2 separate regions of the Homo sapiens genome follow, and region 1 is linked to region 2. Evidence: chromatin loops called from intact Hi-C (ENCODE). Cell type or tissue: heart right ventricle. All regions are shown on one strand.

The links. Hi-C counts contacts between places; a loop is a spot of excess contacts. Peaks named below come from ENCODE experiments on the same cell type or tissue, not always from the same donor. Only the 100,000 strongest peaks of a DNase experiment are listed, where the experiment ranks them.
Region 1: it touches region 2 in a loop (2.4-fold over the local background); 6 of 110 quality-filtered maps call a loop at or near these places.

Annotation. Positions count from the first base shown.
Region 1 is chr1:232,421,067-232,429,066 of GRCh38, forward strand. SIPA1L2 (signal induced proliferation associated 1 like 2) reads right to left here. Exons shown (of 23, transcript NM_020808.5): 17 at 7,345-7,498; 18 at 4,523-4,742. Among named protein-coding and RNA genes, the nearest start is that of SIPA1L2, 210 kb to the right of the region's middle. In heart right ventricle, no CTCF peak of the experiment used is centred here; no DNase peak of the experiment used is centred here; H3K27ac peaks cover 3,090 bases.
Region 2 is chr1:232,314,437-232,322,436 of GRCh38, forward strand. No RefSeq gene overlaps it. Among named protein-coding and RNA genes, the nearest start is that of SIPA1L2, 310 kb to the right of the region's middle. In heart right ventricle, no CTCF peak of the experiment used is centred here; a DNase peak (open chromatin) is centred at 4,935; H3K27ac peaks cover 3,004 bases.

The sequences.
Region 1 (8,000 bases), 110 kb after region 2:
ATTTCTTGGGAGTTCTCAGGATGAGTTAAAAAACAGGAGAGAGGGGAGGACACTGTCTGAAAGCATTTTTTGGGCACAGTTGGGTAGATGCCATCCTACCTCACTTCTGGAGAAGACACTTCTCCGTGCTCACAATTCTTACTGCCCATGTTGCATACGGACCTAAGTCAGCCTTTCGAGAGACTCATGAATTCTGAAAGGGGGGTAGTATCAGGGAACCACTGCCTGCGCACCTGCTCTGGCTTGCGCACCTGCTCAAGCGACATTGATCTTGTGGCTTCCCGTCTGTTTACCCAAAACCTGAAATCACAGTAACCATCTTTACTGAGTCTGAGTTTATTGCTATTATTATAAATGCCAAGGAGCCTCTCAACAGCATTTCCTGGTGGTCAGATATCTGAGGTTTCACAATTACACTTTTCAGAAACCGATGTTTATTACAGGGAAGACTGAGGACATTTGAAAAAAGAGAAAGAAGTATTACACTGAATAACACTGCCTAGTCAAATACTGAATAGTCAAAACCCTGTTTGCAGATGGATGGATACCTTGCCATGCCACCCTTGGCAAAGATTCTTCCTCTGGTGGTTGGTAGTCCTTATCATCTACAACACAAAACCACCGAGGCTACACATGTGGTCTGAAGCAACATGTGCAAGTATTACATTATAACTAAAATACCAGTTTATTTTATTTATTCTAAACTCTCCCACTCTCCCACTTTTTAACTTCAAGGGGCATTCTTTGTGATGTGCGTAGGTCAGAACTATAGGATTTGAAACCACACATAATATTCTCTATTTTCATTTTTGAAATCTAAGAATTCTCATCAGTCCATTCTGATAGGAAGATTTCAGAGTTTTGATCTCCGTTCCATAAAAAACCAAAAAATTATCTTTAAGCCTGTGAGCCTGCCAATGCTTGGGATTGTGCTGAATGAACCCAGGTGTCTACCTGCCAAGGAATAAAAGGAAAATATGACTGCTTTTCAGTGTCACTGGTTATGTGGCCTGTGAACTGTGTGTTCAAAAGCCCACTGTCATTTTTTTTTCTCACCTGGGCCCTTAAATAAATTTTCTTCTGCAATCTACCAATGACAAAAACAAAGGTCCTAAAGGCAAGGCAGAAATGTTTCAGAAATATTCTCAACTGCTGGATCAGGTGATATTTGCATACCTCCAAGTTGAAGACATAAAGATACAGCACATTGCAGTGACTTCACAGGAAATATACATGAATCATGACATGAATTACATCCAAAATGAGCTTGTTAAGTATGAAGATTAAGATCTTAGTCTCAAGAGAAGAAAGATTGAGACAGATTCAAATCTGTAACTTTTAAAAGCTAAAAATACCTGAAAGAGAAGCCTGTGACTATGATAATTACATGTAGAAAAGGTGCAGAGATTAGGTCTTCCAATATTCACTGGGAAGAGATGGGCAGTTACTGGTGCTTTGCCCTGCTACCCTCCCTCCAAATTATAAACAAAATCTGATTGAGTCTCTCCTGGTGAAAGATTCTCTTTTCCCTATGAATGCTCTATGTTTTAAAGTTTAAAAGAAGAGTATCTGTGCTTTCTGAGTTTTCTGCCCAACTCTATCTACACAGCAATTCAAAACCATCTGGAACCAACCTCTGCTCCAAGTTTTGAAGTGAAGCTATATCTCTCTGAGAAACTAAGAGAAACTACTGGGCAACTTCAAATATTCCTCATTTCTCGCTCAAAGACATCTTCTGGGCATTAACACTCACATTTCAGCTTTTTGGGCTGCTCTAGTTTTTGACTGTCAAACTATTCTTAAAGAGTGGTATCTTCTTAGAGAGGGTCTACAGAATGGCCAGAAACCATAGAAAGAAGAGGATTATTAAAACCTGTCTTGAGTAGATCTTAATGGTGCAAAAGTGATACATACTCGGTAGAAATCATAATTCAAATTTTGAATTTTGAACTTTTCCCTGGCTAGTGATAGGCGGTATGACACTCTGTCGCAATGCTGAACTGGCAGTGAGTCACAGCTCCCAGTCAGCCACGCACGAGATTCCATGGGTAAATAACTGATATTGTATAGTGTATTGTGTTGCAAGATGATTTTGCCCAATTAGAGGCTAATGCAAGTGTGCTGAGTACGTTTAAGGTAGGCTAGGAAATGCTATGATGTTCAGTAGGTTAGGTCGCCATATACGTGGTCAACTTACAATATTTTCAACTTATGGTGGGTTTATCTGGACATGGCCCCATCGTAAGTCAAGGAGCATCTATAATCACATAGGCGATTGTGGTAGTCAGAAGGCCAGGGAACTAGAGGCCTCCAAACAATTAGATTCTGGAAGCTTAAACTTTCCATGGACAGGAGGTTGGAAATCAGAAGTCTTTAGGGGAATACACTTCAATACAAATTACCTCCAGTTTTCTGATTTATATTTTGTTAGTTCATCCATCAAGCCTAGAGAACTTTTTCCGAGTAGTTTCTTAAGTGTAGCTATTGGAGGAGATGTATCACCAAATAAGAAGGTTTCTTTAAAGAGAGCAAATGGCAAGGAAAACTCTTAGTGCTTTTTCTAGAGAAGTAAAAATGAAGACAAGTGAGGCAGTTTTCAGCTAGGACAGTGAATGAACAGTATAACTTGACTGTTTCCTAATTGTGCCTTTGAACACATTAAAAAAGGATACAGTTCTCCAGTATATGACTAAACAAACTACGGTACATCTAGATGACGCAATATTATTCAGCTGTAAAAAGAAATGAGCTATCAAACCATGAAAAGACATGGAGGAAGTTGAATGCTTATTACTAAGTAGAAGAGGCCAGTCTGAAAAGGCTGCATACTGCATGATTCCAACTATACGACATTCTAGAAAAGGCAAAACAATGGAAATAGTAAAAAGATTAGTGGTTGCCAGGAGCTAGAGGGGAGGGAGGGATGAACACGCAGAGCACAGAGGATTTTTAGGGCAGTGTAACTACTCTGAATGATACTGTAATGGCGGATACATGTCATCTTACACATTTTAGAAACACACAGAATGTACACCACCAGGAACGAACCCTAATGTAAACCAGGGCCTTTGGGTGATAAGGATCTGTCCACATAGGTTCATCGATTATAACACATGTACCACTGCCACTCTTTGAGGGCAGGGGTTTGTTGACAGTGGGGAAAATGTGTTGAGGAGGTATATGGAAAACCCCTGTATTTTTTGGTGTGAACCTAAAACTGCTCTAAGAAGTCTATTTTTTTTTAAGTGAAGCTAACAAAAAAAAAAAAAAAAAAAAAAAAAAAAGGACATACATCTTTCACCTGGAAACAAAATGAAGGGTAGAATGTAAGACCAACATAACACACGTACCACAGAGAGTTCACAAGCACACTTCAAACACTGTAAATGAAATAACACTTGCAGGAAAATAGAGGTTCATTGGTTTTACAAAAGCTTTTAAGAGGACATTGAAGTTACCTTTTACAAAAAAGAGAAAACAGCTGGAGAAATATTAGGAAAGTGGCCTAGGTCTGGCTGACCTTTCACATGGTTGTCAAGAAGGCGTTTAAAGGTTTCTTCAATTTAGGTAAATGGACTCTTTATAACAGGCAGGTTATTATGTTACTTAAAGAAGTAGATTAAGAATTTTATGAGATAAGGTTCATTTCCAATTATGTTAAACATTGGAAATATTATTAGAACTTTGATTTCATTTAGCCTGGGACTTCTAAGTGTATTATGAAGTTCGAATTGGTTCTAAAGATATTTTCTGTGATGAAATGAAAAAAAACTTGGCAATGAATAGATTTCTGATTAAATTCCCATTTTTTCTGTACAAAAATAACTATGTATAAAGGAAATAAGGCTAACATAAAAAAAAGTGCCCTTAAAAACTGACATTAATGAAGACTTGACACTACATAAAAATCAAAGATTTTTAGGATTTGAAGGAAAATCATCTAGAAATCGTCAGGTTGACCTGTGACTAGTAAGTTGAAATAAGCGGGGACACAAGAGAACACACGTCATCTGCACAGGAACACAAAGCCGCCCACGGGTAAAGCCCAGTCTACAAGCCAGGTCTCCCGAGGCACACGTGCCACCTCCCCATCTCCAGGTACTGAACTGCACGAAGAAACTGAAGGCTAGAAAACCAGATGTCCCTCCTTGCTGTCACCCACTGGAAAACCCACTCCTTACATCAGTCTTTTCTTTTTTTTTTTAAATCAGGCTAAAGACATTTTTTTCCTTTATAGATATGATAGCTGAGATATGATGCAGAAGTCACTATTGGACTTGACAGAAATATCTAACATGAGTTTCTCAATTGCTTTCAAAATAGGTAGTGTTACCTAACTTTTTCAAAATGTCCACTCTGGGGCTTCTATATTTGAAAATTATTTAAAACACCAAATAATATATATTTAATAAAAACAAAAACAAACTCCTAAATCACTCCACCCTCAGAGCTCAATGAGGCAGGAGTTGTGCGATCAGCCCACCCTCGGCGCTGGCCAGGGAGCAGCCAGCCCCTCACTTACTTCTCAGGCTCCCCATGCTGGGTGCGGGGTGGGCCCGCGGAGGCAGCGTGCTGTGGTAGGGTGGGGTGGTGCTGAACAGAATGTCGTTGGGCAGGGCCTGGTCAAGCACGGAACTCCGGGAACTGCCAAAGGAGGACCCCCTCCTGTTGCTGCAGATGCTCTCGTCAGACAGCGTGCGGTAAAGCGACCTCCTTGGAGACAGGTTCCCATAGAACGAAAACTAGGGTTTAAACAAGGTGCGAGGAGGGAACAGACATTAAAAAAACGAATGCACGGGGCTTGTTGGACTAAGTCCAGTGGTTTCACATACTATTGTGATAGCTTCTTTGAGTTTTCTCTGTTAGCTCAAGAATGCCAAACGCAGCATGCAGGGGATCAAGGCAAATACACCAGGGCTTGGGTGCAGTTATTAGATTTTATGTTTTCCTCCTTTGACATTCTATGAAATATTATCATGAATTAGACATGCACAGCTTTATTAACTCTGAAATGTTAAATAAAACCTCCATAACCTTATAGCAGTGATAGTTCCTGGAGTTATATAAGGTTGCCATTTCAGGCAATAGTTATTCAAAGCTCCACATAATACTGGTTTGATTTTAATTTGAAATGACTACATTGTAATATTAGGCAATTTCTCTACCAATCAACTACATGTGAGGTTCAATCTAATCTAAATAATAATAAGACTAATTGTGAACATTGAAGCTTTGCCGGCCACATAAACACATTTCCAAAAATCAGCAGCAGTCCAATAAAGTCTTACTGTCCACTTAAAAGTGTCACTTGTGGCCGGGCACAGTGGCTCATGCCTGGAATCCCAGCACTCTGGGAGGCAGAGGCTGGTGGATCACGAGGTCAGGAGATCAAGACCATTCTGGCTAACATGGTAAAACCCTGTCTCCACTAAAAATACAAAAAATTAGCTGGGCATGGTGATGCACGCCTGTAGTCCCAGCCACTAGGGAGGCTGAGGCAGGAGAATGGCATGAACCTGGGAGGCGGAGCTTGCAGTGAGCCGAGATCGTGCCACTGTACTCCAGCCTGGGCAACAGAGCAAGACTCCGTCTTGGAAAAAAAAAAAGTATCACTTGCCAAAGTCTGTATAATTGTTGAAAATTGAGTTACAATAATGGATCATAACCAGACTTAAATGAACCATTAAAATTATTGTTGTGTTTAATTACAGATAGGGTAAGGAAAATTCTTACTAAGAAATGAGTGGTCAAATACTCAAGAAAAGTTAAATCAAATCTGAATTTTCAACTACTTCCTTTGCATACTGAACCACAATCCTTTTAGGTAAACAATAGTAAAAGCCAGAATGTTCACATCATCAAACAAAGAAATGGCTATTTACATTTATGAATGTAGCAGTAAGTCTAAAAATATTCCTATTGTGTGTGTTCCTTCCATTCTGTCAAGTCTTTCCAACTGATGAAAGGTAACTGGAATGTGTGTGAGTTACAAAGTTAAATTTACATCATGAAAAGAAGGTGATTTGTCTTAGAAGAAAAAACACATGTCAAGAAGTTCAACCCTCCAAAAAGAAAAGCTATTTACACTCTTTGTACAACAGTCTGCCTTTGCACCCAAGCTTATACAGTATCATGTACATGACTTGATGTAAGTTTTTTAAAAAAGACTCATTATGATGGAGTTCTTATGGGATTCCCTCCTCACACACCACCAGCAGGTTCTTCAGAACTTGATTACAGGCATATCAGATTAAAGCAGCTTTGCAGTAGTGTCTAATTAGAGTGTTGTTCTAAAAACACAATTAGGTTAATTGCAGAATTGTTTTACTATAGGGAAGACAGAAGCACAAAGACCTGCAGTTTACCCTGATCATGGTCAGTATGGCAATACCTGATTTCCTTTTTCCTTTTCATATGAACAAGAGGGAGTGCTGGATTAGAAGTGAGAGACAAGGACTCAGTTGCTGACTCTGGCACCAAATATTTATGAAGAGCTCACATTTTACCATCTGGGGCCTCAGTTACTTGCTAAATGGGGTGATTGGGCTAAATCGCCTTTAAGTCCTTTTCAGTACTTTAAATTGTTTAGCAAAGTGGCTTAAGAGATTGCAATAATAATGAAACTGAAGCCAATAAGCAAGCTAACATTATCGAGTACTACATTGTGAATGACAAAGGTATGCCACTGAACTTGGGGTTGGTTTATGAGATTTAAGCATGACCTTCCCTATGATCTCTGCATATCTCTAAATGGCAGTGTGCAAGTTCCAACCCTGTTTAAAATGCCCAGCAGTGTGCTGTCTAACTCCAGTTCAGTTCTGGAACAGGATTACATTTAAGGAGAGACAGCTTGGAGCAGAGGCTAGAGCTCTGGAACAAAAGTCAGGTGGTGTGAATTTTAACAGCTACTGTTCACGATCACTAGTTATGTCCAGGAGCTGTACTAGGCTCTTCAGACATCACTTCTTATCTTCACTGTAACTTCACAATTCAGTTATTATGATCTCCTTTTTTCAGATGAGAGCATTGAGGTCAAGAGGCCAAGTCACTTGCATAAAGTCATGCAGCTACCCATTGCTGGAGCCAGGATTTGAGGCTAGGCCAGCCGGACTTTCAGCTCTATCTGAGGTTTTAAAAACAGCCTTCTTAACCTCTCCCAGGCTCCCTTCACATACTGATACAATCAAAATTGGCAACGGTCAACTATGTGCAGTGAGTTGTTGGTAGGGTCATGAGAGATGAAGCATGTGGGAGTACTCTGGAAACCTCTGAGTTTCTTTAGACTTTTTTTTTTTTTTTTTTTTTAGTGTTTCTGGTAACTTCAAAGCTCCCTAAGTCACTAACCTTTCTTCGCCCCTCCTCCACTAAGGGGCTGTCAGGAAGCATCAATTTCAGAAAATCTTCTTTAGACAGAACATGTTGAGTCTCTGCAACAGCATCTCCCACCACTGTCTGATGCTGAGTTGCTGTGGACATGACATCCATCTCACTATACATCCTGTTGAAAACAATCAGAATGGAAATTAAGCCTATTTGTAAAGTGCCTGTAGTGGTAAGAATTAAAACCTAGGAAGCAGTTTCAACAGCCACAAACGCATACAAACACTTCTTAGGTCTTAAGTCAGTTCACTTTTGCTGCGTTTGCTCCAAATTCCCATGCCATTTCACATTTGTGAAATGAGCTCAACTACAAAGTTAGATGTCTGAATAATTCAGACACAAATCAGATCCCCAAAGCCCAGGATGAAAAAATTACACAGCCAACTTTTAAAATACGGCTGTGTTTTCCCTTTCCTAATCTGTGTCAGAAAACACAGTTTCAATAATTCATCAGAGATGATCATATGTCTTTCGAAGCAACGCTTGTGTGCTCTCGCGGCTGGACAACCAGAGCCCCGATGGCACCCAGGCAACAGAGAGGAAGCCACCCGAGGGAGCCCGGGGTTTACGAGTCATCAATTCACACGTGTGCTAAGCATGTTTTATTATCAGCAATTTCA
Region 2 (8,000 bases):
CCCATCCGGCTTCACCTCTCACTACTACTGGGGTCTTTCTGCCCTCCCCAGCCACTTAAACAGGAAGAAAGCTCAATGCTTTATTGCTTCATGGGTGGTCTGTGGCAGGCTGGAGGGCTCACTATGCTTGCAAGATGTCTTCATCTTGTTTTCAATAGGCTAAGCTCAGAGGAGAAAACAAGATTGGCAGAGCAATAGAAGAGAACCAGGACTTGGAAGAAGCAGGAGGCAGAGAGGTGCTTGATCCTGATTTTAATAAAAAAGAGAGAGAGATTTCCCAAGACTAGAGAGGAGTGAGGCATGTGGATGACAGAACAATGATATGCCCACCTTCTGCCTTCCAGGGGGTGACACCTCAAAGAAAGAATTGGCAAAAATGGGATCATAAGGACAGTGGTTCCTGGCTTCTCCCAAGATTCTATATTCAAAAAGGAACCTGAACTTGAGAGCAGAGGGTGGGAAGGACAATGGCTCCACCAGCAGTTACTTGGCTGAGCAGATGGTAATGACCAGGGGCCACCATCAGCGCATTGGCTCATCATGTGGGCTCAGAACCTTAAAAAGACCCTGAGGGACTTTATGTCCCAAATAGAGTATGTGAGATGGAATTACAAACTACTGAGAGGCTAATTTATTCACAAATAAAGAAATGTGCTATTTCGCATACACCTGGATTTGTGGAGTGAGAGTCACCTTTGCCATGTCCACTATGTACAAGGCAATGTGTTAATGTTTTCAGTTCACTATCTTATTGAATCTTCCCAGCAGTACTGTAAATTCTGTTCTATAATTATTCTGACTCCATAGATAAGGAAACTGAAGAGCAGAAAAATCAAGTAAGTTTTTATGGGCTCAAACTAAAACATGGGAGAGCATGAAGTTGAACCCAGATAAGCTAATGTCAGATCCCTGTTTCTCAACCACCATGCCATTCTGGTCCTGATGATTTAAAGCCTTTATCCAAATAATGCAGGCAAAATAAGAGGAAATAATAACCAAAATTCATATGTGCACACACACACACACACACGAACACACACAAAACTTCAGTAATTGTACTATCCTCTTTTTTTCTGGAATTTGGTGGGATGTTTCTGTACCTCCTAGGAAATGGCCCAGTCCACCGTTTGTCTTGACCTGGCCTAGAAAGAGGTAACCAGGGAAATGACAACAATAATAATGGCAGACTTGCAGGTAAAAGAAGGTGTAACAATCCCAGCACTTTGGGAGGCCGAGGCGGGAGGATCATGAGATCAGGAGATCGAGACCATCCTGGCTAACACAGTGAAAGACCATCTCTACTAAAACTACAAAAATTAGCCGAGCATTATGGCACGTGCCTGTAGTCCCAGCTACTCAGGAGGCTGAGGCAGGAGAATCACTTGAATCCAGGAGTTGGAGGTTGCAGTGAGCTGAGATTGCACCACTGCACTACAGCCTGGACAACAGAGTGAGACTCCGACTCAGAAAAAAAAAAAAAAAAAAGAAGGTCTAACAAGGAAAACAATGAGAAATGATCATTCATTTCCTCTGCTAATACTTAGGAATAGGTTAATGGCAGTCAGTTGGAATCTCTTTTAGTGAATAAGAAAATAATGGAAAGGAGTAAAGGAAAAGAGTGCAGGATAAAAAAGAATAATGAAGGCCGGGCCTGGTGGCTCACGCCTGTGATCCTAGCAGTTTGGGAGGCCAAGGTGGGTGGATTGCCTGAGCTCAGGAGTTCCAGACCAGCCTGGGCAACACAGTGAAACCCTGTCTCTACTAAAATACAAAAAATTAGCCAGGCATGGTGGTGTGTGCCTGTAGTCCTAGCTACTCGGGAGGCTGAGGCAGGAGAATTGTTGAACCTGGGAGGGGAGGTTGCAGTGAGCTATAATTGCGCCACTGCACTCCAGTCCAGCCTGGATGACAGAGCAAGACTCTGTCTCTAAAACAAAAAAAGAAGAAGAAGAATAATGAGAATAAAGGTAGAGCAGAAAGGGTGAAAAAGAATTGGTGGAGAAGATAAAGCCCAGAGGGTGAACAAAAAGCAAAGGGCAGACTGCAAGGATCGGACTATGCTTCCCAGCCATCTAGCCCTAGGAAATCCTATTAGACAGCAAAAAATGAGATTATTGTATTTTTACTTTGCCACAGTATGCAAATGACTCCATTTAGCTGTTAAACATGTTGTTATTGAATTCTGAGAAATTCCCTTCATAAGATGTAATATTTTTGTGACAATATTGTCAGCAATGCCAGATTGCTTTTCTATTTTGGTTAAGCTTTTATCTGAGTCTAGTATATGTCATCTACTCCCAGATTCCAAATAATTGCTTTTATGCAATTTTTGTGTAAGCAAGAAATAATAACATGCTTAGAAATGTGAGAAATGTGTTAACCTTCCCATTATTTTTCAGGGCCCAGGAGAATTAGAGGGTGGGCCACAATAGGGAATGTAATTATTTCTCATGATGAATTTTTATGTATGTTAATATCCTTGAGAGCCCACATATCTGTTATTAACCACATTCATTTGTTTTGTTCCAGTCTTTGTGTCCCATGTTTTTAGTCCTACTTTTAGAGGCTTTTTGCATAACTGACAAAGACTTTTAAAACCTGTAAACAAAGGATTGTGAAATCACATTTTCTATCTCTGACACATTTATTCTTTCTTGGTGGCATCACTGTAATTCTGACTATAATTTAAAAAGAAACTGGACCCTCAAGACATCTTTGCAATCCCTGACACTATCATGACAATGCTTGTGGTTTCTGTAAATTTTTATTGATTTAGATGACTTTTCTGATAGAGAAAACTTCTCACCCATCCAGGATCAATCAGTGAGAAATAAAGAGGGAAGCAAATATGATAAATGTTTTGCATGATTCATTAGTCACAAAGCACATCTGCCCAGATCAGAACCATTTCACAGTCTGCTATATCTAGCTACTGAGTCCTGGACAATGACTACTGGGTTAGAAACAATAGTGACTTTCTTAAGAATAAGAAAGTCTAGTCATCTAATCAGCAACAACAGTAGTGTGATGGTTAATTTTATGTGTCAACTTGGCTAGCCCTAGTTGGTACCTGGTCAATCATTATCTGGTGGTATCTGGTCAATCATTATCTATGTGTTACTGTGAAGGTATTTTTTAGATGTGATTAACACTAAATCAGTAGACTTTGAGTAAAGCAGTTACCCTCCATAATGTGGATGGACCTAATCCAATCAGTTGAAGGTCTTAATGGAAAAAAGACTCACTTCCCCCCAGGAATTTTGCCAGCCTTTGGACTGGAACTGCAACATCAACTCTTCCCTAGGTCTCCGGCCTTCAGATCTACCCTGAAGATTTTGGACTTGCCGGCCTCCACAATCTCTGTCAATCATTCTCTCTTTCTCTCTTTCTATGAGTGTGTGTGTGTTTATGTGTATTTAAAAATCAAAATAATATAGAAATATGCACACATACATCCTATTGATTCTGCTTCTCTGATGAACTCTGTGATTGCTATAGGTAGGTAGCTAGGACCTACTTCCCAATTATTAACCTTCAATTGGCCAGGCTTTTTCTACCCTAGCTGGCTCATTGCTGGTAGCAAGGTTTAGCCAGACAACCAAAGAGTAGATGGAGAAACCACATTCTAACACCATTTTCCTGATTAACAGAGATTAACAGGTTCTTTACTTTCACATCAATAGAGATGCCTAGGTAAATGAAGATCTCCAAGGAGTCACTTAAGATAACTCTTGTTATAAGTAAGACCACTCTGGAACACCCCACAAGCATCCATTTTAAAGATTTTCAGCAGAACGGATGACCTCAAATCAGACAGAAACATTGAGGCAAATAAGGACCGACAAAGGCCTCTAGATTGATATAAACTAAGTCATTGGAGGATGTATCAGTTAGTTTTTGCTGTGTAACAAACCACCCCAAAATGTAGGAACTTAAGTTTTTTATTATTATTCCCAAGTCTATGGGTTCACTGGGCAGTTTTGCAGTCAGCCATTGGGTTGGCTGGGTGCTCTTGGTCTGAGATTGGTTACCAAATGTCTAGTAGTTGATGCTGGCTGCCCATTGCTCTCCAGGGTGCCTGGGCCACAAGTCTCTCACCATCCAAACACCAAGGGCTTTGTAAAGGTTTTGCTTTCTTTCAGCCAAAGTATTCAATGTTTGCATGCAAGGGAAAAAATATCACCTAAATCCCAAGCACACACATTGTTTTATGCCAGCTGATCTGATGGAGAGGGAGCAAAGGTCTCTTCTGTTTCCTTAGGCCATGGATTTAAAATAAATCAGGCAATACAGAATGCTCCTTTGTACTTGGTAAATTATTTATAATGGCAATTGACTAGAAAATATAGCCACAGACTTGGAAATAATAATTTTAAAAAGAGTTTATGTGACTCTATTAGGGAAATGGTGTGCTAATCCAGGTTTTGTTATCATTTCAGCCTGATGGCAGATTGTCCATGAAATCTTTCTAGATTCATGGAGGGAGAAGCTTTGAGGAAATGAATTCAGGAATCTAACGCAAAGAAAAGAAAGCGGCATAAACTTTCCCCCACCCCAGACCTGACATGAAACCCTAGGCGATCCCTCCTTCTCAAATGTTCATACCATGTGCCCTGAGTTATTTACCTAACAATGGTCATTCTTCTAATAACAGATCCTGGGATTCCTGAAACCATGCTTTCTCTCAGTGCTGTTGTCTCTGGGCACATACGCTGTTGAGATGGCGACATCACACACCCTTGAAATAGCAGTTGCACAAAGCAAACGTTTGCCCCAAGCATGTCAGACTTTTGACAGGCTGCAACATGATAAGTTACCAGACGTGTTCCCACAGGAGCCTGCGTGAATTGATTGCAACCAGACTCACCCGATGACAAGTGACAGACAGCGGATAATGCAGGGAGGTCAGGTGGGCTGCCAGGCCCAGGGCCAATTGCTCCCTGGAGCCCATCAACAAGGGACAGGACTCGGCAGGACCAGGCCGGCAGCCATCCTGGTTGGCTTCCAGCGGGTACAAGGAGAAATTGCAGCTGGCAGAAGCGCAGACTCCTGGTGCCACTCCAACACAGTGAGGGTAGAGGAAGGTGAGAGGAGGGTGTTACTCTTTAAAAGAACTCAGATTGCATATGAAATGCATCTCTTTCTTCTTGCTTTTGATCCCAAAATGAAAAGAGCTTAATCTCCTATCTGAAAAGAAGCTTTTCCTATGCTCTGCTGACACGAACAAACCATCAATCATTGCCTGGATTTCCTGAACCTCTCAGTACAGAGGCTTCCAGGCCAAGAAGGGTTGAGAAAGGCCTCCTTCCAGCTGAGGACAGTGAAGTGTGGTAGGAAGCAGGAGTCTCCCAGAAAGGGCATACCCTGTCTGATCCCTCCCTCTGACAACCTGCTCCACAAAATGATGTGGGGAGAGAGGGGTCATGGCTCAGACTCTGGGAAAACAGTGGCTTAGAAATTGATAAGTATTCAGACTGGACTTGGTTCCGAAACTGATTAAGCCAAACATCCTTTTCCCAGCTCTTCTGACTTCTCACTGCTGTTTCAAAGACCGCTCTTGGCACAGCAATGGGCAATTTCTCTCTTGTAAAACAGACCATAAAAAATGAAAGCACCAGATTTAAGGGGCACACAAACATGCACACACACACACACAAACACACACACATGCACACATATAAATACACACACATGCACGCATAAATACATACACATGCATGCATACAAATACACACAAAACCACAGCTAAAATCCTTTGTAATCCCAACCCAGCTATTTAAGTCATTCAGAACCTGGCTTGGAAAAGAGAGAGAGAGAGAGAGAGAGAGAGAGAGAGAGAGAGAGATGATAAAGTAGAAAGGTCTGAATAGGTTGAGTTACTCAGCATTCTGAATTTCAAAGCAACCTCTTACTTCCCAGGCTCCTGTCAATGTGCTGACACCGTGTATAATTTCAGACCTAAAACAGAGCTCTGTTCTTCTTTATCAGACTTTGGCCCTAAAGGCAATTTTGTCACCTCCCAGTACCATAATAAATTTAATGGGTTGTTGAATTACCTTCATGTGCCTGGGGCTTTGGCAGCATAGCTGTCTATAGCTGTCTTTTTATAACTTTTTATAAGGATAAAGTGCTGACTCTTTGTCCTTAGACAAACTTCAGATTCCATTGTGATTGACTGGTGGAATCAATGAGACATGAGATCAGGGAGTGGTTCTTGGGGTTCTTTTCCCTCTGAGAAAGCCATCTGACAGAAATAATCTTTGAGCCCCTAAAAGGTCAAGTTCCTATCGGACTCCTAATCTGGTCGACCCCTTGGGCTTGGCAGCAGAGTATGTAAGCAATGGCTGTGGCCAAGGTCTGAGCAGAATTGTGTTCCAGGTGGACAGTTCCTCCTTCCCCACCATGGTCTTCTGTCTCCACTTTCCAGTTGGGATGGGAGTAGCTTTAGCTTCTAGATCTGGAAGTTCATGTCGCCACCTTCTCTGGGCCACACCCTACCTGCTGGCTGCCACACCCATGTGCATGTGCCCCCTCCTCCAGCCCCAGAACCCCAACCCTCACCTGTACCCCAAAACCCCATGCTCGTGGAGACCTCAGTTTTAGATGAGTGGGGCTGGCTTAATCAAGCTGTTGGAAAAATCCAAAGAGAAGGACTAGTGAAGTCTTTCTCAGCCAAAGGTTGATTTTGAAGGAATCAATACAATCATCAATATTTTCACAAGGCCACTTTATCCTCCTTTTGGGGATTCCTCCAGAATGATTGTTGTTATTCATCTGTGTAAAAAGCTTTTTTTATTCACAAGTTCTTTGCATTCAACATACACTAAATTCTTTTATTATTCAGAAGGGTCAGGAGATGGAGTCAAATATGCTGCTTTAATGGCTCTCAAACTCTGATGTCTATAAGAATCACCTGGGGAGCTTGACTCTAATTGAGATTGCTGTGCCGTGACCTTAAAAGTTCTTATTCAGAAGGTCTGAAATTGGAATCGAGAATCTGCTGTTTTATAAGCTTGCCAGGAGATTCTGAGGTTGGTGGTCTAAGTAGCATGGCTTTTGTTAATAGTTTACCATTTGCAGCTAGTCTATTTTGACAGAATTATAATGCTTTCAAAATGGTCAAGGAAACCTAATAGAAGTACAGCTGACACATGAATAACACAGGTTTGAATGGCACGGGTCCACTTCTACGTGGGTTTTCTTCTGCCTCTGCTGCCCTTGAAACAGCAAGACAGACCCCTCCTCTTCCACCTCCTCCTCCTCAGCCTACTCAACATGGAGACAATGAGGACAAAGACCTTTATGATGATCCACTTCCACTTAATGAATAGGAAATACATTTTCTCTTCTTTATGATTTTCTTAATAGCATTTTCCTTTTTTGCATCATATAATATATACAACATACAAAATAGGAATAGGAAATACATTTTCCTTCTTTATGATTTTCTTAACCGGATTTTCCTTTTTCACAGTATATAATATATACAACATACAAAATATGTGTTAATTGACTCTTGACTATGTTATCAGTAAGGCTTCCAGTCAACAGAAGGTTATTAGTAGTTAAGTTTTTGGGGAGTAAAAAGTTATATGTAAATTTTTGACTGTGTGAGAAGTTGGCGCCTCTAAGCCCCGCATTGCTCAAGGTTCAACTATATAATTTTAAATGGCTTCGAGTCTGACGATCTGAGAATTCTGTTCTATATGCTTCTTCTGAAAGCTTTAGGATTTCTGCAGTGTGAAGTACCAAGTGATGGTCTCCTGTGGACCTTCGTGTGCCACAGCACCACCACATACGTGATGTTCATATGGAAGACCCTGTGAGCAGCTGGTTGGTGGGAGGCCCTAGTGGCTGGCTCGACACAACCCGGGTCATTGTGCCAATAGCAGAACTCATACCTCATCTTGCATGGCCACTCAGCCACACCTGTCCCAGAGACTCCACCCTTCACCTGCACTTGTCCTTGCAGACAGTCCTTGAGTCACAAAGAAAGCACT